Linked DNA regions of Mus musculus: regions 2, 3, 4, 5, 6 and 7 are each linked to region 1. A link is a loop called in an ENCODE intact Hi-C map of the cell type or tissue named here. Cell type or tissue: heart. All regions are shown on one strand. Links, peaks and the distances in the headings refer to the core of each region. The heading gives the core; the rest is flanking DNA.

Region 1 (4,362 bases), core at 148-4,147:
CCACAGAGAAAAAACTTACAATTTCTTAAGATCTATTTTTAGGTTAGGGAACAAAGGAAATTGCAAAATGTCAAATAAAGAAACTGGTCCTGTAGCCACTCCATTAGTATGCAGTACTTTGAAAAAAAAATAGAGAAACCCAAGATGTCTCCAGTTTAAAAGTTTCTGAAAACAAGAATGGCCCTGAAGTGTACATGTTCCTACAGTCTGATTCTGTTCTCATAGGGGCCACCAGTTAATTACTGTCAGGCTCAGGATGTGAAGCCACCAATATCTTCATGCAGAGTATTCTCTACAGAGAAGAAGCAAGGAAGCAGATCTGCAGGAGGGTCCCGTCATGGCCGGTGCTCTCTCTCTAGTGAGGACGCTGGAAACTGGAATTTCTTGCCTTCTCCAAGGCAGCTTTGGAGCCTAGGAAGGTCACTCTTGCCCTGCCTTCGATGGAGCCTCACATGACAGGAAGGAAGGAAAGCAATACAGGAACTCTGAGGAGAACGCTCTCACACGACTTTGTTAAGTTTCCTAGTGCACTGTCTGAACTACACAGATGAGCGTGCTACCTAGTTTATTTCTGAAGGATGCCTGTGTCACAAAGTTCTCGCTAGGCATTTCTTTGTTGCTATTGCGGCCTCAGTCCTGTTCCTCGTGATGGATTAGGAGAAGATAACATTTCTTCAGCCTGTAACATCCTTGGGTATTATAATCCAGGGCCACAGTCTACTGAATATTCTTAGACACATCAGCACAATTATTAAATCGATCTGGATGTTTAAATTAACAGTTGATGTTTTCCAGTAATTTTTCATAAATCATTTGGTTTGCCAGATAATAACAAGAATATGTACACATTTATTTTTAAAGAACCGTCTGTCGAGTTGCATAAAAGGCAAGTTCGATATGATGGCCAGAAAAGACAGGAATGGGGCAGGCGGCATAGTTCCATTCCTCCAACAAAGTGTGGACAATGAGCATATTTTATATTTAGATTTGGTTTATTGAGGGGACCTTAAACTTTTTTTTAAAGTGCACATGAATCGTCTGGAGAAATCAGAGTCTAAAGTGATTAATTAGAACTTATTTTGTCCTGAACAGATTTACTAAGCATTTTTCAAATAGCCACAATGTTTGTAATTACCAGAATCACACCTCCATTGGCCAGCCTTACTTACTTCATGCATGAACAACAATCTGATTGAGCACTCTTGTTAGGGTTTCATTCTGCGCTGTAATTAGCCATAATCATAGCCTTCCTGGGTGCATGAGAATGTGCAAGCAACTATTCACAGACTCAGCCCATTTGAATATGAATCTTCTCAGTGAGGAGCAATAAAGCAGGAGAAACAAAACAGTTTCTCTAGGGAATCCAGTGAAGCCTCTCTCCTCTGATTCTGCCCCCTTCAAAATGTTCTCCCTCCAGGCTCTGGATTCTATTTGCTAAAACAAGGGTGGCTTAATGAAGACAATGGCCTATTATTCCTTAAGTGACACAGGAGGGCCCAAGTATTACAGGCTTAGTTCTTTCAGTCTTTGCTAAGGACACAAGGAACAAAAGAACAAGCAATTGTGTGTGGAGAAGAGAATTCGGTTCAGGCTCCACTTGGGGACCACTCAGAATGAGATGGGGCCATGCTATTCTTACGCTCTGAGGAGGCTGGTGCATGCTGGCTTTCTTCTCTTTCTTCCCCTCTTCACCCCCCTGCAAATGACTCAGGCATTACAGAAAAAGGCTCCAAGCAGCAGGGATAGAAAGCAAAGGCTTAGTGGAGGAGGGGTGACATTTCTGATCCCATCCCAAGCACATTCAAAGTGAGCCACCTACTGGCAAGCTCCTCTCTTCCTGTTCTCCTCACGCTCTAATCCCCTCAACTCTTAAGGGAAGACCTAGGGAAACAGGCTGAGATCAGCCACAAGGATTTTCAGCCAAAAATGGAGACATAAAATAGGAATGCCTTCATGGCAGTATGGAGTCTTTGAGAGAAAACGGTTTGGACCAGTAGAAGTATGCCAAAATGTCAGACATGAAGGGTTGCTTAAAATGCTGTGTGCTCCGCACAGAAAATTAAAGATGACTCTAGTTTACTAAAATATATTGATTTCGAGATTCATGAAGTTAAGTCAACTAATCGTTTAAACCAGTTAAACCACATCAGAATGGTCTTGCCCTTGACTAACTTTCAGTTCTTCAATGCATTTGTTTCCTGTTTTGTTGCTTGTTGTTTTTTTGTTTCAGAGACATTATACACCGCTAATAAAATATCTGTTTGAATTCTTTGTGGGCATTTTTACCACGGGAAGGCTCAAGGGCTGTAATGTGACCCTAATCATTTTCTGACCACCTTACAAGTTTAGGATCTGCATCATCCTGACAAAGTGAGCCCTCTAAGACTACCTGAAGGAATCAACTACTGGAATTTCAACTGTGGTCTCCTGTTCGTAGGTACGCGAATGTGTGTGTGTGAGAGTGCATGCGTGCATGCATGCATGTATAATCACATTTGAAGGTCTGAGTAAAACTGTGACCATTCCTGGTACAGTATGGTATACATTTTGGGGTCACTAGAAGTGACAACCAAAGGCATGTCATTGAAGAGATCTGACATGCTGAATCATGTCTCCTACCAGGTGTACATTATGAACCTGGTAAGTCCAACAGAGCCAGGGTCACACTCTCCTAAGAAGGGACTCAGTATGCTGATGTGCTGAGGTCACCTTGTTAACCTGGAAGTTGTAGACATTTTCACAAATCTCTCACCATAAGATGCATTTTCACGAACATGAGGACTTCTTCGGAATATCCCCTGATGGTCTCTCTAGTGGGGTTCTTACCCTATTTGTAGGCTATTTTCTTGTTTAAAGCTACTATATTGTTTTCATAGAATAATATGTGATTTCAAACAGACTTATCATACTTAAATCACTCTGAAAAGCACAAGAATGCCCATGACATTAGTTTAAACTGAAGGCTGACAGAGGCCACCATTCCTAATATTTTTTCTTAAAATTTTTTTTTTATTTCATGTACATTGGTGTTTTGCCTGTCTATATGTTTGTATGTATGCATGCATGATGCCTGATATAAGGGTGTCTGATCCCCAGGAACTGAAGTTATAGACAGTTGTGAGGTGCCATGTGGGTGCTGGGAATAGAACCTGGGTCCTCTGGAAGGACAGCCAGGGCTCTTAACCCCCGAGTCATCTCTGCAGCCACTATTCCTAATAATTTCAAAACTAAAAATTACAGTACAGCTATCACTTGTCATCTGGCTCTGTGGCTAGTTGGGGTGCTTTAATAGACCTTGGTTCGCCCAAGCCTTATTCCAGCCACAGTAGGTGTGGTCACAATGATGCTATTATTCCCAAAGACATGGACAGTGCAAACCACAAAGATCCTGGAGAAAATTAAAACACTGAAAGATTCAACAACTCTTGGGGACACAGAGCTAATTGGCAGCATGTTTGTAATTAAATGGATGGATTGTGGTCAATTCTTACAAGACCATGTGAGGAGATATTAGCTCCTGGGGGTGGGTCTGCTCTGCTGGCTGTCCAAACATGAGAACTGTAATTATTTTTTGAGACTATGTAGGTGGAAGAGTCTGTTACTAACATAATAGATTATCAGTCACTCCTGGATTTTTCACAAGAAGAAATGAGCTTTTACATAATTCACTTCTGTATATACTAAATAAATCCTCGACATGTGCAAGATACTGTGCACAGTTAAAGCAAAGAAAAAGGAACAAAACAAAAACTTAATTGTTTTGAGGTTGGAAATAAAATGGTCCCTTACTTCAAAGAATCAGCAAAAACCATGTAACACAAATGTAAAAACATATACAGTTTAAGGCAGAAACAATCCTGCCAAGATTACCATAAATACAAGAGGGTCTTGATTCTTAATTTATTTACTCTTCCCTACTCCTGGCCCAGAACAATACATGAGTGTCATTTGCTGAAAGCAGTAAATATGGAGGTTGAAAGCAATCTTCTAAAATGAATATCCACCATAAATGTTGAGCAGAACATTTATGGATATTAGTTGATAAACAGTCATGTTTATAGCACTGCCTGTTGTCTGGGTCAGTTGGAGCCAGTGACTTAATCCTTTATAAAGACGTCTGTAAAATATCCCATTCTCTCCCCCTGTCATGCTTTTGGTGTTGATCAATAAAAGAGAGAGCAGAGCTCTTTGTTAGGGACAGACACAGTCACAACTGACAGACACAGGGTCAGATTCAGAAGACCATCTTTCATCAGGCTCAGACTCAGACTCAGACTCATATAACAGACAGAAGACGCACTGAGCATGGAATGGAGAATTCAAATCGGGGCTCACCCTGGTTTACTGACTCCAAGGGAAAGT
Region 2 (4,362 bases), core at 289-4,288, 360 kb before region 1:
TTGAGCCCTTAGGAGATCTTCAGGACGTCCTAGAGAAAGACGTTAGGGTTAGGGAAGTGGTTCTCGACCTATGGGCTGTGACCCCACTAGGGTCACACATCAGGAATCCTGCTATGAGATATTTACATCATCATTCATAACAGTAGCTAAATTACAATTATGAAGTAGCAATGAAGTAATTTTATGGTTGAGGGGTCACCACAATATGAGGAACTGTATTAAAGGGTCACAGGTTGAGAGCCACTGATGTAGGGGATCTGAAAATCCCTTGAAATTGTACAATGTGTGTGCCTTGTTGCCTACCAGCAGGGGTATCATTCTATGGTGTCTTTCATCCTGATGACAGCTGCCCTCCAGGGAGTACATTAACATGGAGGGCTTTTTGCTTTGTAGTGCTTATCGCCAGGCAGAAAAGCCAAAGGGAAGCTTATCAGGACCCTGTGGGAATGAGTATTCTCATTAAAGAAGGTGACCTGTGGGAGAGAGGGCTTGACTTCTCTTCTTTGTCAGACACCACCCTTACACTGATGCCCAGTGTGGTCAAAGCCCTTGCAGAGCACACAGAGGGTAGACCAAGAAGCAGGAAGGCACCCAGACCTTTCTCTTCATGGATCACCAGGGTTACCGGCCAGTGACCATTCACTTTAACCTATGGGATACAGATGTCTGATTCCTTAAGCACTGCAGTGTTCTTGAGGCGGGCACCAGAGAGTTATCTCTACACGACTCTCACTCCAAAGATTACAGATGTCTGTGGGTGTTGTTAGATGTTGGTCGATTGATGGATGGACACACAAAGAATCCATGCACAAGACCTCTAGGTCAAGGGTCCAGGCTGAGAAGGCCTGCCAGGCCTCTGGTGGGCGTTGCCGAATTGGGTTATGTGTTGTGCTCACTGCTCAGCCTCTGCCAGGAATAGGAAGGAGGCATGGATGCCCGAGTACATGGGCCTTGGGATGTTATATTAGGTGTCTGGACTCATTGTTGAAGGACAGAGAGATCCTGCCCTCCTTAGCACGAATATGAGGGTGAGTGGGCTTTGTTGACAGACATGCCAACACTGGGTGACTTGTAGTTTTGAGACAGGGTCTGAAACTACGTCCATGCTTAGGTTAGAAATCACGTGGTGATCAATGAGGCATCTGTGGCTAGTGAGGCACAGACATACTTACTTCAGTTACTTATTCTTCCTACATCTGCCTTCCAATCAGGAAGCTCATCGCACACGCGCAGACACACACACACGCACACGCACACGCACGCACGCGCACGCGCACACACACGCGCACGCGCACACACAGAAGCAGAAGCTGTTCCCTTGGCCACACACCCCTTGTTAAAGGCTTAGCTCCTTTTGATACAGGCTGTTCAAATACCACCCTCTGAGGCAGGGAGACCCCCGAGATCTTGGGAAAGGCCTTCCCATCCACGTGTGGACGAGCTCTTCCTCAGACAGCACAGACAAATGTCTATCATGTGCAATACGAAGGAGTGTGGCGTGCATGCGGTGTGGTGCAGGCTCAGCTCCAGCTCTGGAGTTTTTAGAATTGGCTGTGTACACCGTGTGTTGGGGGCAGTGGGTGTGGCTAGTCTTCTCCCCTTTGATTGGATGGTCTTGATGAAGGTCACATCCAGGCTCCAGGATGCTCAGCTTGTCTGGAAGGCTGCAGTCCAAGCACAAGGTATAGGAAAAGGTCCACTGGTAAAATACTCGGGGACTGTAAAACTGGAGGCCCAGCCTGCTAGGAGTCAGGCTGCTCCGTGTGAAAAGAGAACTCTAGATTAGGTTAACTGGCTTGAGAGAGAGCCTATGGCCTACCTGTTTCCAGTGACCATAAGCCTCATTTTCCCTGAGCTGGTGCCAGTTCGTAATCTGTGGCCTCTATTTTGTGGTCTGAGGGTCAGCTGTGCCTTTGTCTCTGGACCCTCTGGAGCCTGCAGGCTCTCCTGGGGCAGCTGTGTGCCCAGATCCAGTGGCTGGGGCCAGGGTGGAAGTCGGCTGACTGGCCAGCTTGAAGCGAAGCAGGAGGCACTTTTGACTCACTGGATGTGGTTGAAGGACATGACCTTCCTGTGGGTCTTTCTTTTGGGAAAGGAAGTCTTTGGAAGTTTGTAGCAACTGAATAAATCCTGTCCCTTTGATAAGCGGGGCTCCCCGTTTGGAGGGCCGTGGAGAAAGCGCCATACTTCCTCCCATTGTTTCGGCTGATTAAGTTCCAGAGTGTGTCACTTGATAACTCATTCCTGGGGAGCTGTGGTAGAGTGAAGGCCCAGGCAGGAACTGGAGCACTTCAGCCTGCAGGCCCACACGCCTGAGTCCAGCGCAGGCCTGGTTATTCTTGGAAGTTATTTTGATCCGCTGGCCTTGCTCGGGTTCAGGTTTCCGAGAGCCCAGCCCCAGGGTTGGAGAAGCTGAGAATGAAGCAGTCCATTGTAATAATAGACTTCTGCTTGCTGAGGAGGAGGTGCTCCGAGGGTTTTGGAGGCCCCTGCGTGCTCCATGACGTCCCCCTACCATGTGACCTGTGGCACCCTGCAGCATGTGCCTCATCCCTGTATCAGCCACTTGGGATGTGGTCAGGCTGGAGCCAAGCTGCCATGATTGTGGGACGGCCTCCATCAGCCAGAAAATCTGGCAGCTCCAGAGAGCAGAAGTGACTCAGGGAGACTGACAGCAGAGAGGGAGGAAAGGCTCCCCAGAGCTCTGGCACAGTGAAGGATGCTCTCCTTACTGAACAGCTGAGAGCGAGCGAAGAGGCTCCAATCCGGGAAGCTGCAGTTCCTGGGTGGGGACAGCTGTTCTGTACTTCCAGATACCCACCCAAGCAAGCCTCACTTTTTTTAAAGCAATTCTTTTCTTTCTTTTTTCCCTTCCCTTCTCCCTCTTGCTTCTTCCCCCTCCCCCGCCCCGGCTCGCTCCGGGTTTGCTCTCTCTGGTCCCCAAGCCTAACTTTTAACTTTAAAGTCTGAATAATTTTTGGTGTTGCTGTCGTCATTTTTACTAGGTGGTATAAGTGACCCTAGCCTGGTGGCCCAAATGGCAGAAATATACTGCCTTGCCATCGGTGTTTTGGAAGTTGGTGGTCTGAGGCCATGGTTGTCAGGGTGACTTGTTCCTAGTCTGAATGGGGGAATCTGCCACTGTGGACCAGCGACCAGTTCCTGGTGGCGACTGACATCCTGCTGTTCCTCAGCATGTAGAAACACAACGCGCCATCTCTGCCTTCACCTCACTAAGTTTTCCTTCTTTTAAAGGGACACAGTCACAGGGATGGTCATTGTTCTCTAGTAGGACCCACCCCAACTTAGCTGACTACAGACATTCTCTGTTCTGAGCAGGTCTGTCTCAACAAGCCCACAGTCCAAGGTACAAGTCTGGTGGGGACCAATACTTTTACATGTGGATCCCGAGGGGTAGGGGTGGGAGTTGAACCTGTGACAGATGGAGACTATCTGGATTGCAGTAATTTGGAAAATTGTGACAAGCAAAAATCAAAGGAGTAAACCTTGTTCCTGCCACTCAGGCTACTGCAGTGAGTGCCATAGTGCACACACTTCTGGAAATGTGTCTTCAGATGGCACAGGATAGATATAATTCTGTTACCTGCTTCGCCTGATCTCTGCTTTTCAATTTTACAGATGTTTTCTTATCAATTCTTTTTTTGTTTGTTTGTTTGTTTTTTTGTTTTTGAGACAGGGTTTCTCTGTGCAGTCCTGGCTGTCCTGGAACTCACTGTGTAGACCAGGCTGGCCTTGAACTCAGAAATCCACCTACCTCTGCCTCCCAAGTGCTGGGATTAAAGGCGTACGCCACCACTGCCGGGCTGTTTTCTTATCAATACCTCATCCCTGTTCTTTTTTTTTTTTTTTTTAAAGATTTATTTATTTATTTTATTTATGTAAGTACACTGGAGCTGTTAGACACACCAGAAGAGGGCACCAGGTCTTATTACAGATGGTTGTGAGCCACCATGTAGTTGCTGGGAATTGAACTCAGGACATTTGGAAGAGCAGTCAGTGCTCTTAACTGCTGAGCCATTTCTCCAGCCCATCATCTGTGTTCTTAACAATGTCTTTGTTCTAAGAAAAATGGATCCAGGACTATTCCAGGCAACTGGTCTATTTCTACAACATGGAGACTAATTCTGGGCCAGATACATTGCCAGACACTCTACCCTCAAATCTGTCAGTCTTGTGACATTACTTCCCTAGTTCTTGGTCTCTCGTTGTTGCCTGTGAACTGAGGCTCGCAGCTAAGCTGCAAGTGCTTCAAAGTTAACCTCTTTTGGATAGCCAGCATTGCCGGCACACCTGAGTCAGGTACCAGGAGCTTTGCTTCAGCTGTATCAAGTCCTACTTACT
Region 3 (4,362 bases), core at 183-4,182, 210 kb before region 1:
AAGAAAAATGTCCATGTCCAAACTGAGGCATTAAACCAGACAAGATCCAGATTGCTTTATAATCTAGGAGTGTTTGTACAGGGTTTGCAACACATCCCTATGAGATACTCCTATTGGACTCAGCCCAGGCACAAGGCTGGTTTTATATCTGTAGTTGCCCTGTGATCTCCCAGGCTCTCTGCCTAGCGCCCCCTCTCGGTCACTGGCACACGTCTTGGATAGGGAGGCTGGAGTCTAAGCCTGGGGAAGATGTAGTGAATAAATCTTCCACTCATGTTTCACTACCATGCCTGCCAGGGCTGTGGTCAAGAACTTGATATCCAGATTCTGTCACTTAGAGAGCTGGTGACCCTGGGCTGTTTCCTACCTGTAAAATGTGTTGCCATGTTTTAAGCTTGTGAGTGTCTGGTGAATCTGGTCTGCATGGCTTCTGGCAGCTCAGACACATTAGCTTCTGTCATTAGTATTCAGAGCATGGCTGGGAGTATGTGTATTCAAACACACAATTTGTGCCTAGAGAAGGATGGGAGGTTTGGGGGCAGCTACAGGAGGGAGGAGGAGGAGGAGGAAGAGGAGAAAGAAGAATAGGAGGAGGAAGAAGAGGAGAAGGAGGAGGAAGAAGAGGAAAAGGAGAAGGAGGAGAAAGAGAAGGAGGAGGAGGGAGAGGAAGAGGAAGAAGAAGAAGAGGTGGTGGTGGGGGTGGTGGAGGAGGAGGAAGAGTGATTCATGCTCTATTTCAAGAGTGTCCACTCTATTCATCACATGTGGAATCCCTTTGAATGGATACCTTTTCTGAGGATTTTGTGGCTAATTTAGGCTTCCCTGGAACAGGACTGAATATTCCATTTAATATTCTGGAGCGAGAAAATGATGCGGAGGGCTGGCAAGCGAGCGAACAGTGCCATGACACGGGTAGGTACACAGTGTGGAACAGACTCAGAAGGGGAGGAGTATGCTCAGCGCATTCTCTGTAGGTCACAGATAACGATGCTATCAAAGAATGGGGGAGATTTACAAATCACGCCTAAGCAGGTTCCACAAAGAGCTCATTATGAGGTTGTGATTTCAGACGCAAGTAGCCATGAGGGCTTCCTGGCCCAGACCTCCTATTTCAGAAATACTGCTTCTCACAAAGCTGTCACAAAATCTATCTGCTTACTTTCATCCTCAAGATAGTGCAAGTGAAGAAAAAATAAAGCATTTGGCAGCATGGCTGCTAGCTTGATTCAGGTTTTGAAACAGGGATGAGGCCAGGTCAAACCTACTAGAGATGAGCCAAACTCTCCCTGTGTGGGAATACATTTACTATTCCCTTTGGATGGAAACAAAGCAAGAAGGGCCCACCTAGTGACAAAGCTATGTTTGAATTCACTATGTTTGAATTCCTTAAACTATTTAAATTATTCACAATTGGCTGTATACATTGGTGTCAGATGTATGTTGCATTAATTCATTCAGTAATCCCTAAATTGGCAAAAACTCAAGGTGTAGTACAAGCACTTCCTTTCTGACTGTGAATACATTTGGAGATAATATTCTAGAGGAAATAGAAAGATTATAGAAAACAGCAGAGTGTTTTTTTAATGAACCAACAAAAGCTGAGAAAACCTTTATGGAAAAAAATGTAAAACCATGAATGAAACACTAAAATATCTAAATTCACAGTTATATGCATTTTTTTTTAAATGAATGTCAACGTTTGATCTCTCAAGCAAGCAGATTTCCTACGAGTTAATTCACAATTCAGAACATTTCCAGAGCTAATCCAAGCAAGGTTGTTCCTGAGGGGCCGATCATCAATTCAGATGGAAGCAGAAGAAACAGGCCAGGTGGCTGAGGGTGGAGGGGCGATATCTATTGTAGTAACACATGAACGGCAGGGGGCAGGCGTGGCGGAGAACTGTCCCAGGGAGAGGCTGGGTGGAGAAGGAGGGACAGAACATCCAATGCCTGCAGCTGAGGAAGAGAATTACTGCTCGTGAATGGAGACTTGTTCAAATGAAAGGCAGAAGCCTAAAACTACAAACAGATGACTATGGTAGTACTAGACACACACCCTATATTTCAAAAACAAAAAACAACAACAAAAAAAACCCAATAATTGGGATTGGTGGGGGAAACTAAACAGAAGTCTGGGAACCCAGAGGTGTGGCTTCCATAAAGAATAAATTGTCAACAAATTGCCGTGAAATAAGTGAATAACGAAGAAAGATCAGTCAATGTACTATAATAGAGGATTCTTAGAAGAGGACCGCAAATAACTCATGAAAAAAGGTGCTTATCTTTAGTCATCGTGGGAGTGGCAACTGAAAGGAAACTCACATCTGTCTGTTTAGAAAGCATGGAAGGGCTTGCCATTTCTAAGTCTCTGCCCCTGTGGAGGGGTGGTGTCTTACAAACCACACATGGGCAAGCGTTAGCATAAGCGACTCCCCTTCCACATTGCAGCATATATTAAAAATAACTCAAGTTCACATGTATTAGGAGAAATGTAGATTCCTTAAGCCACTGATCATAATAAAGAAAAACTTAAAACATTTAAATGACAATTATAAAATAGATATATAATATGCATAGCTATGCAATGTGAGATCTTAAGTCATTTACATGACTAGATTTGCATGTAACCATATGGGCCTCTGAATACTGACATATGAGGAATTGTGCTGACTTAAGATATGAGTGGCAGGAGTCTACTGTTTTATATACAATCAAAGACATGAACAGTATGTACTGAGAGTCCAAGCGAGCAAAGCATGTGTGTCAATGGTAAGTGATGACTTCAGGATGCTCATGACCTCTGCAGTGAAGTGGAGAGCAGGGCTTTATGGGAAGAAGGCAGAACCTCCCGAGACAGGCCACAGTTTCTGCTCTAAGAGTCTTGGGAGGCAAACAGAAAATGTGGCATGGTCTGACAGAACTAGTTGGTAGGCCCAGGCTCTCAGGTCAAGGATGTTCAACTCATAGCCTGTGGGCTGTATGATGCCAAGGGTAGCTATGAATGTAGCCTAACACAAACCATACACTTACTTAAAATGCAAGGGTTTTTTTGTGATTAATTTTTCAACTTAGAAATGCTATACACGGTAGTTGTGTGGTACTAGCACATGAACTTTGCAGATGAAAATGTCCAGAGAGTCCGAAAGGATGAATACCCCTGTTGAGTATGTTTCCAAAGGTCTGAGATACTTAACAGAATGCACTAATCCATTATTATTGCTGCTTAGCTGCATATCAGGGAAAAGAACCCTGCATTGTCATCTCGGGAATTGGAGAACACCTGTACCCATTTTAGTTTTTTCTAAATGTAGGCTGCACGTTAGTAGACTTAGTAGCTCTCCCCTTTCGAGAGCCTGACAGGGTGGCCAAGAGAACGGGCTTCGCTATCCTGTTGGTCTGTGTTGTCCTTGCTGTGCTTAGTGTGTGCACAGGATAACTTGATTTTACAGGTTACAGGTTTCTCTTCCCTAAAGCAATGGAGGCATGCGGCCTGTGTAGCTGCACAGAGCTGAACACAAAGAAGCTCCTGGCTTAGGCTGATGCTTGCTGTGATCATCCTGAACCTGAATGATTCCGTCTGTGATTGAAACGCTGCGACCGTGTATCATGCACGTGTGCAGAGGAGACAGGTGCAGAGCCATGCTCCTCCTCCCTGCCTAGTGTCACAGACACTCATGGCACCTCATGGAGACAGGATTCTGGGGACCAGTCTATGTGCCAGTCAGGGATAGCGTGGTGTGATTACTTATAACTGGGTGAAAGGATTTGGCAGACCTCAGAGACTGAGATTTCTTGTTGAATTGAACTTGTATTGAGTGAAGAGGAGAGGTGGTGGCGTTCTAAGAAACCCATGTGACCAGTGACCCTCTCTTTTCCTTCCTTACTCCTGTGGCATCACTATAATCACCAGCAGCTGAAGCTGGGATGATGTCCCAGCAGCAGAGGGAAGGAGGGAGCCTGGCATCATATTTTCAAAGAGTAGTGAATATTTGTAGGACAGCTATGAAATGTAAAGTATCCATTCCAGTCATTCCATCTATGAATGCTCTTATATTATCAGATGTTCTTATATTTGCATTTAAGATTGGGATTGCATATTTTAAAGAACAAATGGAAGCATGCAGGCTAGCAGTTTAAAATGTACCCTTCTTTGAATACAGCTAACTAGTAGATTGCAGAAGCACGAGGGACTGAAGGGGAGGGAGGGAGGGACAGTACTTACATCTTGCTTAGCAGAACATTTTTCCTGCTTTGAAGCCACATGTTCCTCATTTGTGTTTTGCGCTGGCTTGCATGCACAGCGTACAGGTAAGACGAGTCTGAGCCTGTGGATAGGGTCGCAGGAGGGTGGCATTTGCCGCT
Region 4 (4,362 bases), core at 179-4,178, 1.6 Mb before region 1:
ATAAGAAATGGCAGCCATTTAAAGGTAATATGTGAGATGCTTTATGAAAAAATATAGACACAGCCCATGCATCAACATTCCTCATACATGTATATGTACATAATCAAGGAGTTTACGTGAAAAATGCAAAATACAGAAAATACTGCTCTGGGTGGGTTTCATCTAGAATCCTTTTGCGTTCACACATTTCTCTAATTTCACATCGTATGATTCTGATAACAAAACAAAGGATAGACTCATTTCAGAAGCACCATTTTAGAAAAAGGTCATCTGCTCTGATAATTCTGTTCAGAAATGAACGGGGTCGGGGGTTTGGGGGTGTGGCCCACATGACACATTTCTAGGGCTCTTTTGTGCTTGATTTTGTCCCTCTGAGACAGCACAGTGGGCAGAGGAGCCCAAAGGGAACAGGCACAGCACACTCAGAGTTCCCCTCCCCCACTTTGCTCTCTGAAACTCTGCAGCCAACCTTATTGAATTCCTCGTAGCGATCCTGCCCAGTGCCCCGCTGTGGCCCAGCTGCTTTCCGGCACCCTCTCTGATAACAGAGAGAGGGCGCCCCACACCTGCTTCTGAGACTGGCTCCTTAGGGATGTTACTGTTGCCTCCTGGATCCTGTGCATGCTTGAGAAGGATCCCCGGAACGAGACATTATTATTTTCTCTTTTCTTCGCGGAAAAGAGGCTAAAAATAGGCACAGAAGCACCTTACAGCCTCCAGGCTAGTGGCTGGAAAGTCACCGTTCAGAGGTTAACGCGCCAGCATTAAGACAAAGTAAAGTAGCGAGCGCTCGCGATGTCACGGACTTGCAGAGTAAATAGGGGAGACAGGCTGCTCTGACGTGCTGAATTTATGAACTTTACTGTTCTGCTCCACCCAGAGCGCTCCCCTGCACTCATGGGATGCTGTTGCTGCATTTGCAAGCCACTGTCTCTTTCACCTCTGAGGCGCTGCATTTGCAAGCCACTGTCTTTCACCTCTGAGGCCTGGGAACCACAGCTCCCCTGGGGTCGCTCCTTGCATGGCTTCCGGAGCCTCCAGGGATCTTCAGGTCTCTCCAGGAACAATGCTGTGAGCCCGAAACTGCATTGTCTCAGCCGGATGTTTTGAGGAGGATCCAGGGCACGTTTGCCAGCTTCTAAACAGCATAGCACAACAGCCCCGCTTCTGTGAGTCTCTGCTTTGTGAATCTGCTTTCTGGACTTGTCCTTGCTCAGCACCCAAATTAGCTTAACAAGCTACGGAAATCTCAGCTCGACCTGGAGGCAGCAGTGGCAAGACAGAAACAGAGCTCCGAATCAATTGGCCAGAGGCGTGGGGGGTGGGGGAAGACAAAAGAAACATTGTGTCAAATTTATTTTCTGTACTCTTGGGATTGCAAGGAGAGCCTGAAAATGCTCACAGCGAGAGTGACTAGGGCCGGCTTGGATTTTTAGCTAAAATAAACCATATTCATGTCAAACTGCAAAGGGCACATTGGTTTACCGCGCGAGGGCAAAGAAGACAAACGGCGAAGTAGCGGCATCAAATAATGATCTGAAATTTACCACGGGTTCGCTCGGTACATCCTTCCCTAACTCGTGTATATTTCATTTAAATGTATCCATCAGTTTAAATAGGGCACTAGGTCCGTCCCGCCCTCCACCTGTGCTCTCAATGTTTCTCTGCGTGTCTGCCAGTTTGTGGGATGCCTGCAGCTAAGATGAATCAGAATACAAAGAGAGGGCTGACAGGTTCGTGTATGCCCAAGGTGAGCTGTGACCTAAAATGAGACTAGTTCTAAGGAAAGATGGATCACATGTGTCATGCATGCTGGACCAGCAGATGGCAGCAGAGCTCTGGGCTCCCACCACAGTGAAACTCCGTTCCCTCATCAGAGTGGTCCTATGTGCCCTCTGTGTCACTGACCCCAGAACAACATCTTTGATTTATAATCATACATGACTAGCATCTATCCCTTTTACTACAAATCTATGACATTAATTCAGAGGTCACCATTCTCTGAATGGGACATCCTGCTTACATAAAAAAGAAAAATAAAGTTTAAAGGCGTGGGGGAAATCACAGAACAAAATAGGGGGTATGTGTGTTTCCCCCGTCTTTGAGCTTCTTAGTCTATATTACCCCACAACCAAAACACAATATGTTGGTTGAAAGTGTTTTTTTTGCAACTAGTTCCTAGCATGAGGAAGCATAAGCCTTTAATTTCATCATCTGGGAAACAGAGACAGGAAGATGTCTGTGAGCTCAAGGCCAGCCTGGTTTGCATAATGAGTTCTGGGTCAGCCAGGTACAAAATGAGACCCTGTCTAACAACAAACAAACAAACAAACAACTCTTGCTTGGTTGACCATTCACAATCTCCCCATATTTAATAAAAATTTACCCCCAGAACTATTTTGAAATACCCTCTAACATAATATGATTAGAGATAGTGCCCAGAGCCAAATTTCACTTTGTCCTTAAAACCGCAGTCAGAGATTCTCCAGGTCTTCCCAGCTGTATTTTAATGGTTTAATGATTTTTCAAAGTAGAGGAGTTTGGGAAATTATAGGATTTAACAAATTGATGGCAGTTGGCCTTGTACAGGTTTAATTAAATTAGGGTTTAATTGACGAGATGGAAAGGGGTGGTGGGATTTTTCTCATCAGCATTCCGGGAGCATCAATGAAGATCTGCCTTGCCAGAAAGAGTGTCATAACCTCCCGAGACACTAGATGGTGCTGCAGAGTCACTATGGAATTTCTATTACCGGTTTTTAAGACTCTTTGATCCTACGTTATTATTTTTTTTCCTGCTTTCTGAAGAGCTTGCATCAGAAAACACACCAAAAAAGAGCAGATATTTTTAAAAACGCAGTATTGTCAATGGAATCGTGGAAATTGACGCCCGAGAAAGACGAGATAGGCATGCTTCTGCGTGTTTAAATTTAGATTCCATATTTAGATTAATCTTCAACCAAGTATAACAGTCTAAAGAGTCCTGGAAATACTTAATGGCCTTTTGCTGTGGCATTAATGAATTGCATGAAATTGAAATAAGATTTGCTTGGACGCTACCATCCGGTGGAAGAAGGCGCAGTTTGTCCTAAATAGATGTTGAACGCATTTCACCAGTGTGGTCTGCTGTGGAATATGCTGGGTGTGTGTGCCTCGTCATCCCCCTTTAATGGACAAACAGATCCTAGTGCAAAGCAAGGGGTTTAAAGCCAGATGCACAGCTCTGCGCCAATGCACACATGGACCAGGTTTCCTCTGTCATTCACTCCCTTGACTTGACATATAGACTATTTTAAAAGTGTGCCTATGCCTGGCTGTAACCGAGTAGTTGAGACAGCCCTCCCTACGCCTGTATTAAGCAATGAAGTGGGAGGCAATAGATGAGGAATGTGATTGAGACTGGCTGACTTTTTATAGGAAATTTCCTGTGTCTATTTACAGAGACATTATCAGTGAGAAAGAGGTTCTTCCCAATAAATTACAAGCTGTGGGCCCTGAGGAAAGGGGCTTCCTGTTTTAACACTATTCAGTGCACCCTGAGTGACAGCCATCTAGACTGACTTAGGCAAGGCACAGTGAGCATGGGTGGTATCTAACAAGGGCTGCTTAAACTCTTCTTCCAGCCTCCTGATTTCATTGCTCTCAGCTCACCTCCCCATCAGCCTCCAAGTCTCCCTTTCCATTCAGGGAGCATCACGGGCTTGCTTTCTTTCCAAGGTTCATATACATTTGCACACAATATACATAGCACCACTGTCTGCAGCTCCCGCTGGGGAAACATTGCATCACGCAGTCTGACTCTAACCCACACACAATTCCTCGTCAAAAGACGTGGTTTCCAGATTACCAATGAAAACATCAAGATTCCAAGAGTGTAAGCAACCTGTCCATGGTATCGAAGACACAAATAACAAGATAAATAAAATCCTCACCCCATCTGATTCTTAATCTTGTGCTGCTAACAGCTGTCAGAGGCCTCATTATAGCGCTTGAAAATCAACTCTACCAAAGAGCATGATAGCAAAAGTTTAGCAAGCCAAAACACCTTGCCTGGATCCAGCTTCCCCCTTCTGTCTATTATGCTTGCTCTGTGTGGCTGATCTACAAGTGCTTTTTGGGGTGGGGTAGGGTGGGGTGGGGGGAGCTTCAAGCCTAGAGAAGAAACCTTTTAGTATGACTTAGAATGTCAGTGATATGTTTGCGTACCAAGAAAGCCCTGAACACGTGTTTTGTTCACCTAGAAGTTTCCTATACATCGTTATGGTTATTTTTCTAAGATGTGTGTGTGTGTGTGTGTGTGTGTGTGTGTGTGTGTGTGTGTGTGCGTGCGTGCGCGCACGCATGTATGTGCGAGCGTGTGTGT
Region 5 (4,362 bases), core at 147-4,146, 410 kb before region 1:
CTCCCCTCTCAGAGAAATGGATTGCCACAGTCACCAAGTTGAGCAGGCAGTCCACGATGAGTGGAGGGACACACAATGTTGGTCCCAGTAACTGGTTCAAGGATAGCTACTACTTGACCCAAAGCAAGAGTGGCAAGTGCTGCTGAAGCTGTCAGCAGAAAACAGGGCCCCTTGTTTAGGCAGATTACTGGCTGAAGATAAAGATGCTTCAGGAATCCTGGTAGCTCGGTGAGGGGCTTGCTGAAGAAGTCAGGAAAAAGCAGAGCTGAAGAGAGCATTTCCCTGTGGCTTGTTGGGGCTCTTGAGCTCATTACGGTTGATTCACATTTCTGTCACCCTGATCCATAAACTTCCTCCTGCCTTAAGGTGATTGGAGCTAGTTTTCACCAGCTTATAAGGGCAAGGTACCAGTTTACCAGCTTTGTCCAGATTCCTTTTAATTTTCAGTGAGCTTCTATCTGATTGAAGGTTTCTTGTAGTAAGTAGTGAACTGGGGCAAATTGGAAGTTTTTATGAAATTTAGCACATTTCCTCCGATGTTTCCTAATAGTAAGATTTAACTAGTAATATTTGTACACTTTCGTTCAAAGCAACATAGTTGCAATCCCAGGTATTTCCAAAATGTGAACTAGGATGTAAGTTATTTTCTATTGCTAACTATTCAGGCTCTCATTGCTGTATAGTGTGTACCCCAAACTAAGCAGGATGCTTCATAAGACCTATAATCCATGTGTTTCATCTCAACCACTGTTAGGTATTACAAGGCTTTGACTTAAAATTCCTACCTGGTTAAAGCAACCCCCTTTCCACAGAGGAGTCTTTGTCCCAAAGCTGCTTAGTTCCATGTTGCCATCCTCTTCCTTTCTGATGAAAACTAGCCTGGCCAATCCATCCTTTACTGCCCCTGTATTCACTCCCAGGCTTTAAGGCCATTGGTCATCCTTCCTGTGAGACAGTGCTTTAGGAAGAAAGGAAGACTGCTCTAGCTTCCTCTCTTGAGCTCTGAGCCTTTGCTCTCTCCCTTGCTCTGTGCACTCCAGACCTCCCAAAATAAAAGCCAGGAGGAGTGTTTAAAAATAGTTTTTAAAAGCTTCATAGGGTGTGTGGGTGTCAAGGTAGCTGTTTGCGTGCAGACTTTCTCTTGGGATTCTGGGTTCTGTGCACAGAACATTTATGGAAGTTTTTCAACCTTCCATAGTGAGTGTCGATGTATTGTGTCTAACCCACAGGCTGATTTTGCGCACGTTTTCCCCGACACAGCCACATTCTGTTCCCTTTTCTTGCCTTACGTATTAGTGTAGACCCCTAGATCTTCATGCCTCACTTCTGTGGGTGGCAAAGGAGAAGGCAGCCGCCAGCGCAGTGGAGAGGGCAAAGCAAACCTGTCTGTTAAGAAAGAGCGGGACAGAACAAAGAGCACACATCCTTTGCCAACAGTCTTCGGAAACAGGCTCAGTCCGCTCATGCGCAGGAAGAAGGCCGGCCCGGGATAGTGTGGGCAGGAACAGGCAGAATGACCCCCGGGGATCACGGGTTTGTTGGAGTTTCCAGCACCTTTCATCCTTTGTCCCCACTTCTGATTCACATGCATATTACCCTGACCAACTCCACACTAAATTCTCTTTCTCCCCCTGGCTCTCTGGAAGGTGGTGGGAACCTCTAAATATTTATGAGGTGTCCGGGACTCTGGTGCTCTTGTGGCGCTAATGAATGCGTGCCTGCGCACAGGGACCCGAAACCCGGCAAAGGGACGGCCACACAGCTCCTGGCCTCGCAGTTCCCAGGCCCGGAAGAAAGCGGGGAGGATGAAGGGAGGAGAAGCTGTTGTCAGGAGAGAAACAAACGGTCGGGCTACACAAAAGAAAGAACAGAGTTCCATCTTTGCCCGCTGGAGCGCTCTGGAGCGGGTAGGAATGTGCGTGAGGCAGGGGAGTAACTCGCCCGATTCCCAAGTCGGAAATGAGTTTCCTAGGAGACAAAGAACCTACCCGCATTTTCTTTTAAGCCCCACTTTCTCCAGTTAAGAGTCTGGACCTCTCGCAGAAGCTGTTAGGGTCCTTTATGCGCTGTTTTCATTAGGGAGCTAAATTCCGTCTTAAAGTGAACTCTCCCTAAATATGTTTGCATAAAGGAATCTATAATTCTAGCTTGGAATGTAAATCACCTGTAGTAACAGGTGGTCTTCGTGGTATCTTAATAGAAAGAGTGATGTATTCATACATTGGAAATGAACCGGGGACGTCGGAATGTCCGGAACATCAAGCACCAGAAAGAATCGTCTGCCTAGCCCCCATTGGCTCGCGTCTCCAGACACCGAGATCTGAGGGCTCCCTCAATGTCACTCCCAGGCGGGGGAGTCTGCAGGCAGCTAGTCTATTGAAGTCATCCATACAATGCTGATTATTTTCCTTTGTAGGTCTCAATATCCAAAAAGATTAAGGTTTTGTTACTTTAAAACACTCGTTCCGGATGCAAGAAACAAGTAACCTTGGCTCCGCTCATCTATCTTCCTAGGATGCTAAAAAAAAAAAAAAAACTAGGAAATCCTACCTCAGGCCTGGTCATGGCCCAAACTTTAGCTCTGCCAAAGGGAGGCAAAGCAGAAACTGAGCCCTAGCTTCCTTTTGAACACACTAGAAGCTCTGCGCAGCTCCGTGACAGCCTGTAAGTCAGTTGTAGAGAGCTAAGACTTCATGTTGGAAGATTCAAAACATGTCCCCAGGATCCCACCCTGCCCTGTCACCCAGACCTGACTATGTGATTCCTAAACATTCCGCACAGGAGAAAGACTGAATTTCTTGTGCTTCTGCACCAGGGCATTTCGTGGAAAAGTGCGAGTTAGTAGGAATATTTAGTAAATGTTTTCAGTGAGCATTGCGTAGCTTTGATCAAAAGAATGTACAGATTCTGTCGCCATTTTGTGAGGTGATAGGACTGAGTTTGTAAACACGACTACTTTGTGGTTGTCTATCGTTGTGGCTTCTACTCCGGTGATCTTTCCAGTTGGCCTTGCTAGGATCTGCAAAGGACTCCAGAGAGCTAGCTCCCCACTGACTCGAAGTGTGCTTTTAGAACCAGTGAGCAGAGCGCATACAATTCATCCCAAGTTTTTGTGTGTTTTTTTATTTTGGCTGGCGTTTTGACGAGTTTGCCGATCTGCTTACTGGCTTGTTCTGAGCACGCTGTCTTCTTCCTAAGGTACCTTTGACTGACTTGGAACTCGTAACCAACCTCCTGCCTTTGCCTTCCCAGTGCTAAAATCCTGGCTGTGCCACCATAACTTGGTTTCCTGTAAATTATGAGCCTTTAAGAAATGTGTCTATTCTTCTGGAACGATGTCACCAATTAACTTCACCTTAAAAGTGGTATATTAAAATAACCTATATGGGAATAGGTGGTAGGAGGGGCTGTATTTTAAAGTGTAAGATTCACAGAAGAAGGAAGGTCAGGCCCCTGTTCTATTATCCTTGAGTAGAACATCCTAGAATGTGCTAGAATGAGGTTCCATGAAAGCTCAGATATAACCTTAGGGGTCGGGAAAGAGTGACGTTTTCTGATGGGGCAGAGGGAGCTAGGGATGAACATGTGAACATGGAGGGTACACGTTTGTCCAGGAAAATTACACAATCACAGAAACTGTTACTACCCATAAAATCGCAAGGCCTATTCTAAACACATTGTTCACATTAGGAAGAAGGGGATGTGAGCATTCTAATGCACAAAATGAGGCTTTTTGAACTGAAAGATTTCTGCAGGCAATTTGATGCTAAGTGCCAACATACAGGATTCTGTATGCCTTTGGGCTATAATCTCACTTCTAGGAATTTTGTATAAATTATGAATGAATACAGACAATAATTTTATTCTACATGGAATAAGTTAAAGGGGGAAGATTTGGATTTTATTATATTATTTAAGTGTCATGAAGTATTTTTAAGTATTTATTTACCTCAGTATGTTTGGCTTATCTGTTATCTCTGTATTAAACATGAACTGATTCGGTTACAAGAAATCGGTAATAAAGTTATCTTGAGGAAACAAGTCTGTCCCCATCTTTGGGATCCACGTGAGGGTTAGTTGTCTCTGATAGCGGGCATAGGTCCTACAGCTGGCAGGCACACTCTAAGCAAGCGCACTATCCTTTAGCTCTGATCAGCCAAATCCTGGGGAATTTCAGTGAAGTAACGGTGCCCTGAAGTTATGAATAAATTCAACTATACATTTTAAAAAATATTATTCAAACAGTCTCCCATTTGCTTTTTAAGGTGCAATTAAATATGCAGAAAAGTCCTGCTTCAGTTAGTTGTGCTGTTCTCTGAACTGGGCATGTTCCTCAAAGTCTTTCTACTGCAACTGCTTCAC
Region 6 (4,362 bases), core at 219-4,218, 230 kb before region 1:
GCTGAAGTCTAATTGGTTTTCTTTCTTATCTTTTATTTACGGGATTATTACCATTCAAGACAGTGGCTTGCGTTTATCTTTATTGACTTCCATTGCATGTAATTGGGCCATCCATCCAGTTTGCCTATATCATTTTGGATGCTTCGAATTGTCAAGTGCCACAGATCTAAACGATGTAGAAGACTCCCACTTTAGAAACTCCAAGAGTTCTTATGATTATGTTGGAAACAATGGCAAAATTCATTTCTTTTGTATTTTAAAACATATTACCTAAAATTGCTTGCTGAATAGATTGGAAAACAACTCTAAAAGTAGCGTTTCAGTTAAAATACCCATCAGGACAATTTTCCAAGTGGATTTCCAGAATCACGTGGATGAATGAAACAAAACCAATAAAAGGGTCTTTTTCTCTACCTCTCCCCACCCCCCACCCCAACCAGCTCCTTATCAGCCCTGGGCATCTTTCAGCTGCAGACCCAGGCCTGGCAGCCACACCTGCCCTGGTGGTCACAGGCATAGGGATTCTTGATGACACTTTTGGCTTAAAAGCTAAACCTCAATCTGAAGAGTAAAAAGCCAGGCGGCCGTTCCTCACAGCGGGAGTTTCTAGCCAGCATCTAAGCAGACACACAAGTTATTCTAAGTAGAAATGTGTCCATAAATGTCACAAACTGTCTCCATTTCCCTTTATCATCCTCTAACAACCTCATCAAGACTGCATGATTATTTCACGAGGCTGAGGATACTGGCACTCACTGCCACAGCCCAGCAGGAGTCCTGCTTGACCTCTGCCTTACACGGACCTAAGCACAAATGGGCCACATTCAAGGGGAGGAATGCCAAGGGACACACTGGCGGAAGACAGTTGTGACTTCTGCCTGGAAATAACATTGTTGGGCTGTCAGTCTGCATGAAGCCATTGTTTTTCAAAGTCATGTTGTTGGTGCCAGTTGCCAATGGTGCTGGACACCTTCCTGCAGATGAAACTTTGGAGCAGGCTTCTTCGGCTTTCCTTGTTTCTATATGGGGTCCTGCAAGGAGGAGTAGGATGCTCACCCACCATCAAGTTAGGGATGGCGATGTCAAAGGTGAACCCTGATGTGGTCATGTCTGCAGGTGCAACTAGCTTTTTTTCTAATGTCTGGGCATGGGTCTACTTCAGGGAGTGGGCCAATGACACTAGCCCTCTGAGAATGCCCCTGAGGAGCTGGGATAAATTCCAATGGCCAAGTGGCCATTACCATTACCATCCCAAGCATCTATATATAAACCATATTACATCATACTAGAACCAACATTGAGCTCAGGCTGTCCTCTGCAGGGACCACATAGGTAACAGACCTAAGGAAGGGATTTTACTGCTTCTCTTAAACAAAGGCCCCGAAGCCACAGAGAAAGCACTTCGCTCCACAAATAGCCACACAAGGTCCCCAAATATGTTTCCTTTTTCTTGGTAATTAGCTAAAGATGAAATAATGCTTGAACACTTCATAATCTTAAATTCATAATATTTTACTTAATTAAAATAGGTAATTTAGAAAAATAATTGGTAATTGCTGAAACCTCTAATGCTGATGAGAACTGAGCTGGAAGTGTTCTTTCTTCACAAATTGGTACTTAAAATATAAAGTTCCACACACAGCTGGAAAGTGCCATCGTAATTTGGCATTTATGTTCAGTAACTATCATTAAACCAAATAAACTGAAATTAAAGAAGAAAGACGGTGGGCTTCAGGACACATTCAGGGCAGATGCCAAGGGCTTCAAAGTATAAATGTGGCTTTCTAAGCATTTATTAGGAGCATTGGAGAACAGGCCTAGGAATTTCTTACACATTGCTTTTATTTTATACTCTGCTGTGAAAATACAGCTTTGGTAATATCTGAGTTCAGGTGGAGAACAAGCTCAGTGGAAATTCTCCTTCACCACAGAACAGTGCGAGTGGGCAGGCTTGGAGTGTAGATGTGCGTTTTCAAATGAGCCTTTTCCTTCCGACATCCACAAACGCTGGTGCTGGCTTGAATAGAGGCAGAGGAATCACGGCTGGAAAAGAAAACCAGCCTTTTTGCACATTTTATTTTTTTCTTGAGGGAGGAAAAAAAACCCTCCTGTGACATTCCATACCACAGCAGAGACTCGTGGTAAATTCACAGGAAAACCTGAGAACAACACACCCTCTGGAGAGCTTATTTGTTTAGTGGGAGGCTGTCTTTTTCAGTCCTGGAACAAAAGTCTGTTGACTAGGATGGCAGAGGGAGGGAGGAGGGCAGGCCACTCTATGCGACGGAATTTGTTATCGCTTTTCTACCTGGCAACACATTAAAAAAACGTAAGATTTCAAGCAATAGTCTAAAGAGCAAGGAATTAAAACAAAAACAAAAACAAAACAAAAAGCAAAAAGCGGTACAACAAACATTTGTTCTGGAGGAAGATGGGGGGCGCCAGCTCCAGCAAACACGGCTCCCAGATAAAGGCGCTGTCTCTCTCCTTACAAATACAAGTCCAAAGTAGTTACCACACTGGTGCTGTCGTTAAAGGACAGTGAGCATTTTTCAGTTCTCATGACTTTTATTTCCTTGGGAAATAGAAATTTGAAAGAACAAAACAGTTTGATAAATTTCAATCTTAAGAAATTTACTTTCAAAAATCATTATTTTAAAGAGAAGATCTGAAATAGGTTTTTTAAACTTCTGGGGCAGAATGAATACTAAACTGATACTGATATAATAAAAATCATGGGTAATAAATATTTTCTTTGGTCATGATTTTCATTAAATTCATTATGAGAAATATAAATGTAGCCAATATGTTTACTGCCTGCTCCATGCCAGTCACTAAACTAGAGAGGGGTGAGGTGGGGAACCCCTGGCACAATTATCAAGGTCACCTACACAGAGGAGAAAGGACAGTGTGATGTTAGGAGTACAGATTGGAACTGTATCCTGAGTGCTAGTAGAAACACACAGAGAGAGTGAGTTCCGATTTTTAAAATCCTTTTTGTGGGGTGAGAGGAGGCTGACTGGAGCCTGAAGCAACTCCTCGAGAAGGTGGTATTGAGTTGACCTTGAGGTCCAGCTGGTGGGAAACAGACAGGAAGTGGGGCGAGACAGAGAAATGGAGAGGCAGTGAAGGACAGGAGTGCTCTGAGGAGCGCTGGCCACCCAGAGGGACACGTCTGTGAGGGGAGGCTGTAGCTAGTTGGAGACTTGACCCAAGTGGCCTGGTAAGGATGGGTTTGTGCCTGCAATGCTCCAGCGTCCTCCCAGTGCCACCCACTGACATGGACCTCAGGATTTACTGGGTAGCTATTGTTGTTAACCTTTTTAAGAGATGGTAAAACTGAGGTGCTGTGGTGGGCAGGTTGGACTGTGTGTAAAGTGCTCCATAAGGCTCAGAACAGCAGTTGTGAGGGTTCTCAGAGGTCCCTGGTCCAGAACGGCTCAGTTAAATAAAGTAGCAGTTTGCTCCTGTTTGAGTAGAAATAATGACATAGTGCCTCATGTTTGTGCAAGGGAACAACATTCTGCCCAGCATGAACTATGATGGATAACAAAGTATTACCACCTATCAACTTTCCAAATTCAATCAGGAGCTCGTGGATGCATGGGTGTATCAAAACCGCATCAGGAAAACCAGGTTGTGTGGTTCCCTGAATACAGCGGACCAGAGGATGCTGCAAGCCTCCTTTGCATCACCAACAAGGTCTGGAGGTACCTACTGCCCATTGTGGGACCACTGCTGTTAGACCATCTGCCATCTGCATCACGAGATTGACAGGTGATGGACTCCTGCCTCTGTCCCTGAGCTAACTCAGTGTGTCACCACAGCTTCATGCAGCCCACTGAACAGCCATCCTTCTGGGATCCAGCTCTGTGTCTGGAGCCAGTGCTACACTTTTAAGCAGCTTGGCGTTTTGAATCAGCCCTGCACCTCGACAGCCCGCAGCTGGGTCTCTCTGTTCACACATAACTACCTGCAGGGACTCTCTTAGCATCTCTGCCATCTTTCAGTCTTTGTCTTCTTCAGGAGGGTCCTTGCACTGCTCTGCTTTAACCCTATCCTGCAGTCTAGGTATCATCATGCAAAATGTAATATGAGGTCTGAGAGTTCTTAATATCAATTAAGACCGAATAAAGAACCTGTGTTTGTCAATGATAGGAATATCAAACGAAATCAAAATACCTGGAAGATTAAAGAAAAATGACACTGATGTGGCTTGAGAGTTTAGTTGCCCTTCAATGAACTCCAAAATAATCCCTGAAAGGCATGTGTATGTCGACCTATGTTTCTGACATAGCTTGCTCACGGCAGGCACACATTAACCTGTCTAGTGTCATGAAGACGTGGGCGATCTCCATTACC
Region 7 (4,362 bases), core at 155-4,154, 230 kb before region 1:
CAGCAGTGTACCTTTATGTGAGTCCCTGTTTCTACCAAGCTTTCCCATGGTTCCTCATGGCCACTTCCTTCCTCCCAGAGCCCTAAGGGTCCCCGCCTGCATGCAGGGTATATGGAGCCAGAGCTTCTGAGTAAGGCCATGCCTTCCTTGTCTCTATGTCTTTCTCGGCTGTCCCCAGTCTGGACTGACTGTATTTTCTCCAGAAGTCCTAGCCACCCGTCAGGGCTTCCCCCCACAGGGCACTTTTATAGATTCCCATTCTGAATGTTCCACATGAGTTTGAAACTCTGGTCACTGTGCACAGTTGGCTCCTGGTAGGCTGAGGCCTTGGAGTTAGGGATGAGGGATTCTTACTTTGGTAACAAATGGGGACCCAAAAGAAGTTTAGAATATGCTTTTTGCTGTCAAGCGTCTGGTAAGACTCACCACTGCAACGCCTAGAACTCTAAAGCAGGACTGATATCATGAGCCCAGTCAGCACTGAGAGAGGCTCACTCTAGTTTCCCATCTCTAAGCTACATGGCCCATCTCTTCCCTGAGATCTGGCATCAGTCAGGACAGGGGTCCCATGTGGAATAACAGTGAAGCTGACTCCTGTGGCCTTTGTTAACTGTGGGTTTTGTCATTTTGTTACAACACTTCCGTGGAGGTCCAGGGGACTCTGAGAGCAGCTCTGATTTCTGGCCTTTGAAGATCCCTAACCCAAGAAGGCAGCTGGGACACTTGTCTTTCACCCCTGGGCCTGAGAGACCAGGAGCTGGACTCAGGCTCGGCCAGTAGTCAAGGCAGTGTCACACTGGGCAGCAAGACTGAGATGGCGTGGTCGGTTCACAGGGCACGTCTTTACTACTGGGAACAGGAGAGAAAATGGCAGCAGGAGGAAGCTGAAGCTGTGAGGACCAAGCTGCTACACTTGACTGAGACATGTGGAAGGGTTTGAGGATTAAGGTAACTGTGGAGCAAGCATAAACAAACACTATTTTGTCCCTGTGACTCAATTCTTGCCTCCCAGTTATCTTCTGGCAGTATGGCGTTAGGTATTGTCATAAATGTGTATTTACATGTTTTCTTTTTCTGTAAAACCCAACTCTTTTGGTCTGGAATTTAATTAGGCACGAGAAAAGGAATAGGAGAAGGACCTTTCTGAAACACTGCCCACTTAAGTACTTTCTGCTCCTCTGGGAAGGGCGGTGTTAGATTCATGGCAACTTAAAAACTAAGTCACAGAATCTATTTAACACTAAAATATAGTAGCATAAGTTTCAAAGAACAGCCCATGTCTATAAATTCTGTTTTCCTTTGAAATTTTAGTTTTGTAATTATTTACCAACTCTTGCACTTTACCATAAAAGCTACTGCTTACACCAAGGGGAATTCAGGCTGAAGGCCCACATCTATTTTGGTATAAACTCTCTTATAAAATGTAACATTTACTATGATACTAGAACATTTTTTGAGCTATCCAGTTCTAACTTTATAAATGGGAAAGTGAAGTTTAGCATAACAGCAAAAGAAAGCACAGGGAGTAATATTTTTATACCAAGAACCCCCCAGCATTTAGAGCTAGCTGAGAGCTGGAGCTGATGAGAAAGTAGTTGGACTGCAAGAGGGTGTGGGAATGGCTGAAAATCCCTGGGTGGGAACCGTGAGCCACACAGTGGCTGGCGAGTGTGTCCAGGGAAGATCCAATTATTGCACAAGCAGGAAGCAAAGGGCCCTTATTCCTTACGTCCCTTGTTTGAGTCGCTGATGTGCTGCATGTGTGGGTGGAGTTGTGCTCATGTCTTAGGGAAACTGGGTCAAGGCTGAGTTTGATGGATAACCTTGGAGGCCCAGTGAATCTTGCCTTGGTGCTGGCTTCCTGCAACCCACCTGCTGGCTATCGAATCTCTATCACCTCTGAACCCCAAGTATCAGAATCTGTGTTGGAGAAAGCCCTTTCCTGCCTGACTGCTGTCTAACTCTGGCTAGTGCTGGGATCTGGCCCCAGGCACCTTGCCTTGATAGTCCTGCTGCCTGGATCTTAGCCTGGGATGCATGCTAGCAACACCCAGGAGGCTTTGTCAGTGTCCACAGCAGGCCGAGCTTCAGATGGCACCCTGGATGTCTGTGGGTCAGCCAGTGAGGGAGCCTCAGCTCTGGTAGCATGCCTGACCTAAGGACCTAAGGAGATCAGCACTGCCTACTCCTCTGGTAGCCACGTCTCTTCTCTTGTGGGACCAGAAGGAGAGCAGAAGAGGAGGGGATTGGCAGAGGCTGAGCAAGAGCTGAAAAGACTGTGTTGTGAACGCAGGAGACTCGGGTTATCAGGAGGCATTTGACAGGGATTGGGGAACAAAAGTCAGTCGCAGAACTTTGAACATTTCGCATGTGACTGCAACGTGCCTTTAGGACTGAGAACAAGGGTCCTATTAAAGTCTGAACATATCTGGAGCCACACTGAAACCAAGGCCAGATTTCCAACATCATCCTTTGCTTCTTCCTAACTGCCCTTTACCAGCTGAGGTTCCTTTCTGTAGGTCACCACCTGCCAAGATGTGGCTCTCCTGTGGGGGATGGACCCCAGCAGCTGGCCAGTGTGCCCCAGCTTTCCCTTGGTTCAGCCCATGTGATAGAGATTCCAGCACAAGAAACCTTTACTATTGATGGAACTTTCCACTTCTTCCAGGGACTCGGGCTTGACCCTCCAGGGAAATGCTCTCTGGCAGCCTGTTGCAATCAACTGACTTCCTTATAATTTCATTCCGCCATTAGAGGAGATATAACTCTTATGGCCAAAACAAACACATGTCTTCATTTTCTATTTCTTTCTGAGTTCCAATGGAGTAGTGCTTGGTATTTGAGTCTCGTGTAGCTTTTGATGACTCCTTTTGATGGCATTCAAGGCAGTACTAGCTATTAGTCTCAGAGGCATCTCACTCACTTGGTGTCAGAGGACATCCAAGGCAAATTAGAGAATAAGATGCAGATCTTGCTAACCGACGTCTTACCCATGAGGGCACTGATGGGCCAGGGATGATACTAAGATAAATGGTCATCCTATTTTTTAAGATGGTATTGTTCAGATATATTTACACAAATCTACAAAATATACAAGTCCATGCAAATACAAACTATGAAGTTGTTGTTAATGAACTGGTTACATGTATAGACCCATAGGAAGGAATCTATTCTGTTTTCACGGATGAGTGTATCCATCTGTGTTTCCCAACACACAATTTTTTTCAAGGGCCTGAGTTAACTGGGAAAAAAAAGGTCAAGAAAAAAAAATCAAGCAAAACCCAGAAACAGTACAGCCAGTGCATGAAAAATTGAAAGTAAATAAACCTAAAAGCAAAAGTCATAAAAAAGAGATCAGACTGTCATAATCCCTAATTACATTCTAATTATTCATCCTTATACCCACAGGTAAGTGTAGTGCCCTCCCCTATCAAGGAAACTTCTATTTGCAACAGACAAAGACCATTACAGAAGACTACAACCAGGTATCAAATTGCAGAGGTGTAGAGCCTAGTTCCAGTGGCTACATCTACATAACACCATTGCACCTAAGGCTCCGAGAACATTGCAGAAGATGGGGTGTAAAGACCAAGAGAGCTAGAGGATCAGGGAGAGACCCGCCTTTCCTTTGCAGCTCTGAGGTTAGCAGTGCTTCCGTGGCCTCATCTGTACTGAGTGCTGGGGAAGAAGCAAGGTGGGCCAGGAAGATGAGCCCTGGCAGGACACTCAGATGTCTAATGGGGAGGGAAGGAAAGTAAGATAGGATTGTGCTGGAAAGTCCTCCAAAGAAGGAGGTGTGTCCCATAGGCACTGAGGGGAAATTACGCTGAGCACGTAGATTCTTCCCAGCAGCTTTCAGGTTCAGTGACTCTGAATTGGGGTTGGAAACTGGAAGGAGAATGGAGTTATGGGTGAAATAACTGTTTAACTTAATCATTAAAACACCCATCTTTCCCTTGTGATGTCAATACTGTGTGTGGGCAATTCAAGCTTCTACAAAACAGCGATTTGGCTAAGATTTAGTACAAAGCCTTGCCATTTATTAATTAATCAAGGTATTTTCATGAGTACAGCGTATGGAAGTAGAAAAAAGAAATTATTCACCTGCAGGTCAGGACCTCCATTATTTTAAGTCCTGGTGACTTGTGAAACTCGGCATGAAAATGAATACAAATATATTTGTGCTTGTTCTGTGGTAAATTAAATATCTCTGGCACACAAGGCAATGTAGAGGCAGACTGTGTGCCAAGTGGGAAGTTATTATTTAGTCTGGGTGGTCTTGAAGGAGATGAATTTTTGTTATTAAGATATATTTTCATGATAGTTTCCTGATTTTTAAAATAGCTGCAGAATCTTTAGTAA

The links. Hi-C counts contacts between places; a loop is a spot of excess contacts. Peaks named below come from ENCODE experiments on the same cell type or tissue, not always from the same donor. Only the 100,000 strongest peaks of a DNase experiment are listed, where the experiment ranks them.
Region 2: it touches region 1 in a loop (2.2-fold over the local background); 3 of 42 quality-filtered maps call a loop at or near these places.
Region 3: a loop joins it to region 1, with 2.6 times the contacts of the local background. A loop is called at or near these places in 5 of 42 quality-filtered maps.
Region 4: a loop joins it to region 1, with 6 times the contacts of the local background. A loop is called at or near these places in 9 of 42 quality-filtered maps.
Region 5: a loop joins it to region 1, with 2.8 times the contacts of the local background. A loop is called at or near these places in 12 of 42 quality-filtered maps.
Region 6: it touches region 1 in a loop (4-fold over the local background); 6 of 42 quality-filtered maps call a loop at or near these places.
Region 7: it touches region 1 in a loop (2.8-fold over the local background); 9 of 42 quality-filtered maps call a loop at or near these places.

What each region holds. Positions count from the first base shown.
Region 1 is chr17:10,743,539-10,747,900 of GRCm38, forward strand. The region is part of intron 2 of Pacrg (PARK2 co-regulated); the gene reads right to left. Among named protein-coding and RNA genes, the nearest start is that of Gm16169, 62 kb to the right of the region's middle. In heart, for the core only: a CTCF peak has its summit at 1,821 (motif pointing left); a DNase peak (open chromatin) is centred at 1,743; H3K27ac peaks cover 498 bases.
Region 2 is chr17:10,388,341-10,392,702 of GRCm38, forward strand. No RefSeq gene overlaps it. Among named protein-coding and RNA genes, the nearest start is that of Gm39565, 19 kb to the left of the region's middle. In heart, for the core only: no CTCF peak of the experiment used is centred there; DNase peaks (open chromatin) are centred at 1,561, 2,191 and 2,581; H3K4me3 peaks cover 1,184 bases; H3K27ac peaks cover 3,474 bases.
Region 3 is chr17:10,529,337-10,533,698 of GRCm38, forward strand. All of the region lies in intron 4 of Pacrg (PARK2 co-regulated), which reads right to left. The region is part of intron 2 of Gm16168 (a long non-coding RNA gene); the gene reads left to right. It overlaps Gm52294 (a long non-coding RNA gene), which reads right to left. Exons shown (of 2, transcript XR_003952283.1): 1 at 4,223-4,362; 2 at 1-1,956. Among named protein-coding and RNA genes, the nearest start is that of Gm52294, 20 kb to the right of the region's middle. In heart, for the core only: a CTCF peak has its summit at 1,881 (motif pointing right); no DNase peak of the experiment used is centred there; H3K27me3 peaks cover 315 bases.
Region 4 is chr17:9,166,818-9,171,179 of GRCm38, forward strand. 6530411M01Rik (RIKEN cDNA 6530411M01 gene) reads right to left here and starts at 1,205. Exons shown (of 3, transcript NR_027881.1): 1 at 470-1,205. It overlaps Gm52287 (a long non-coding RNA gene), which reads left to right. Exons shown (of 2, transcript XR_003952250.1): 2 at 1-3,058. In heart, for the core only: CTCF peaks have their summits at 554, 1,815 (motif pointing right) and 2,701 (motif pointing right); no DNase peak of the experiment used is centred there; H3K4me3 peaks cover 1,631 bases; H3K27ac peaks cover 1,119 bases.
Region 5 is chr17:10,333,713-10,338,074 of GRCm38, forward strand. No RefSeq gene overlaps it. Among named protein-coding and RNA genes, the nearest start is that of 1700110C19Rik, 11 kb to the left of the region's middle. RefSeq lists an enhancer at 1-3,462. In heart, for the core only: a CTCF peak has its summit at 1,884; DNase peaks (open chromatin) are centred at 1,469 and 2,329; H3K4me3 peaks cover 1,561 bases; H3K27ac peaks cover 3,356 bases.
Region 6 is chr17:10,517,722-10,522,083 of GRCm38, forward strand. All of the region lies in intron 4 of Pacrg (PARK2 co-regulated), which reads right to left. The region is part of intron 2 of Gm16168 (a long non-coding RNA gene); the gene reads left to right. It overlaps Gm52294 (a long non-coding RNA gene), which reads right to left. Exons shown (of 2, transcript XR_003952283.1): 2 at 1-4,362. Among named protein-coding and RNA genes, the nearest start is that of Gm16168, 27 kb to the left of the region's middle. In heart, for the core only: a CTCF peak has its summit at 2,420; no DNase peak of the experiment used is centred there; H3K27ac peaks cover 570 bases.
Region 7 is chr17:10,508,893-10,513,254 of GRCm38, forward strand. All of the region lies in intron 4 of Pacrg (PARK2 co-regulated), which reads right to left. The region is part of intron 2 of Gm16168 (a long non-coding RNA gene); the gene reads left to right. It overlaps Gm52294 (a long non-coding RNA gene), which reads right to left. Exons shown (of 2, transcript XR_003952283.1): 2 at 746-4,362. Among named protein-coding and RNA genes, the nearest start is that of Gm16168, 18 kb to the left of the region's middle. In heart, for the core only: no CTCF peak of the experiment used is centred there; DNase peaks (open chromatin) are centred at 1,799, 2,169 and 2,659.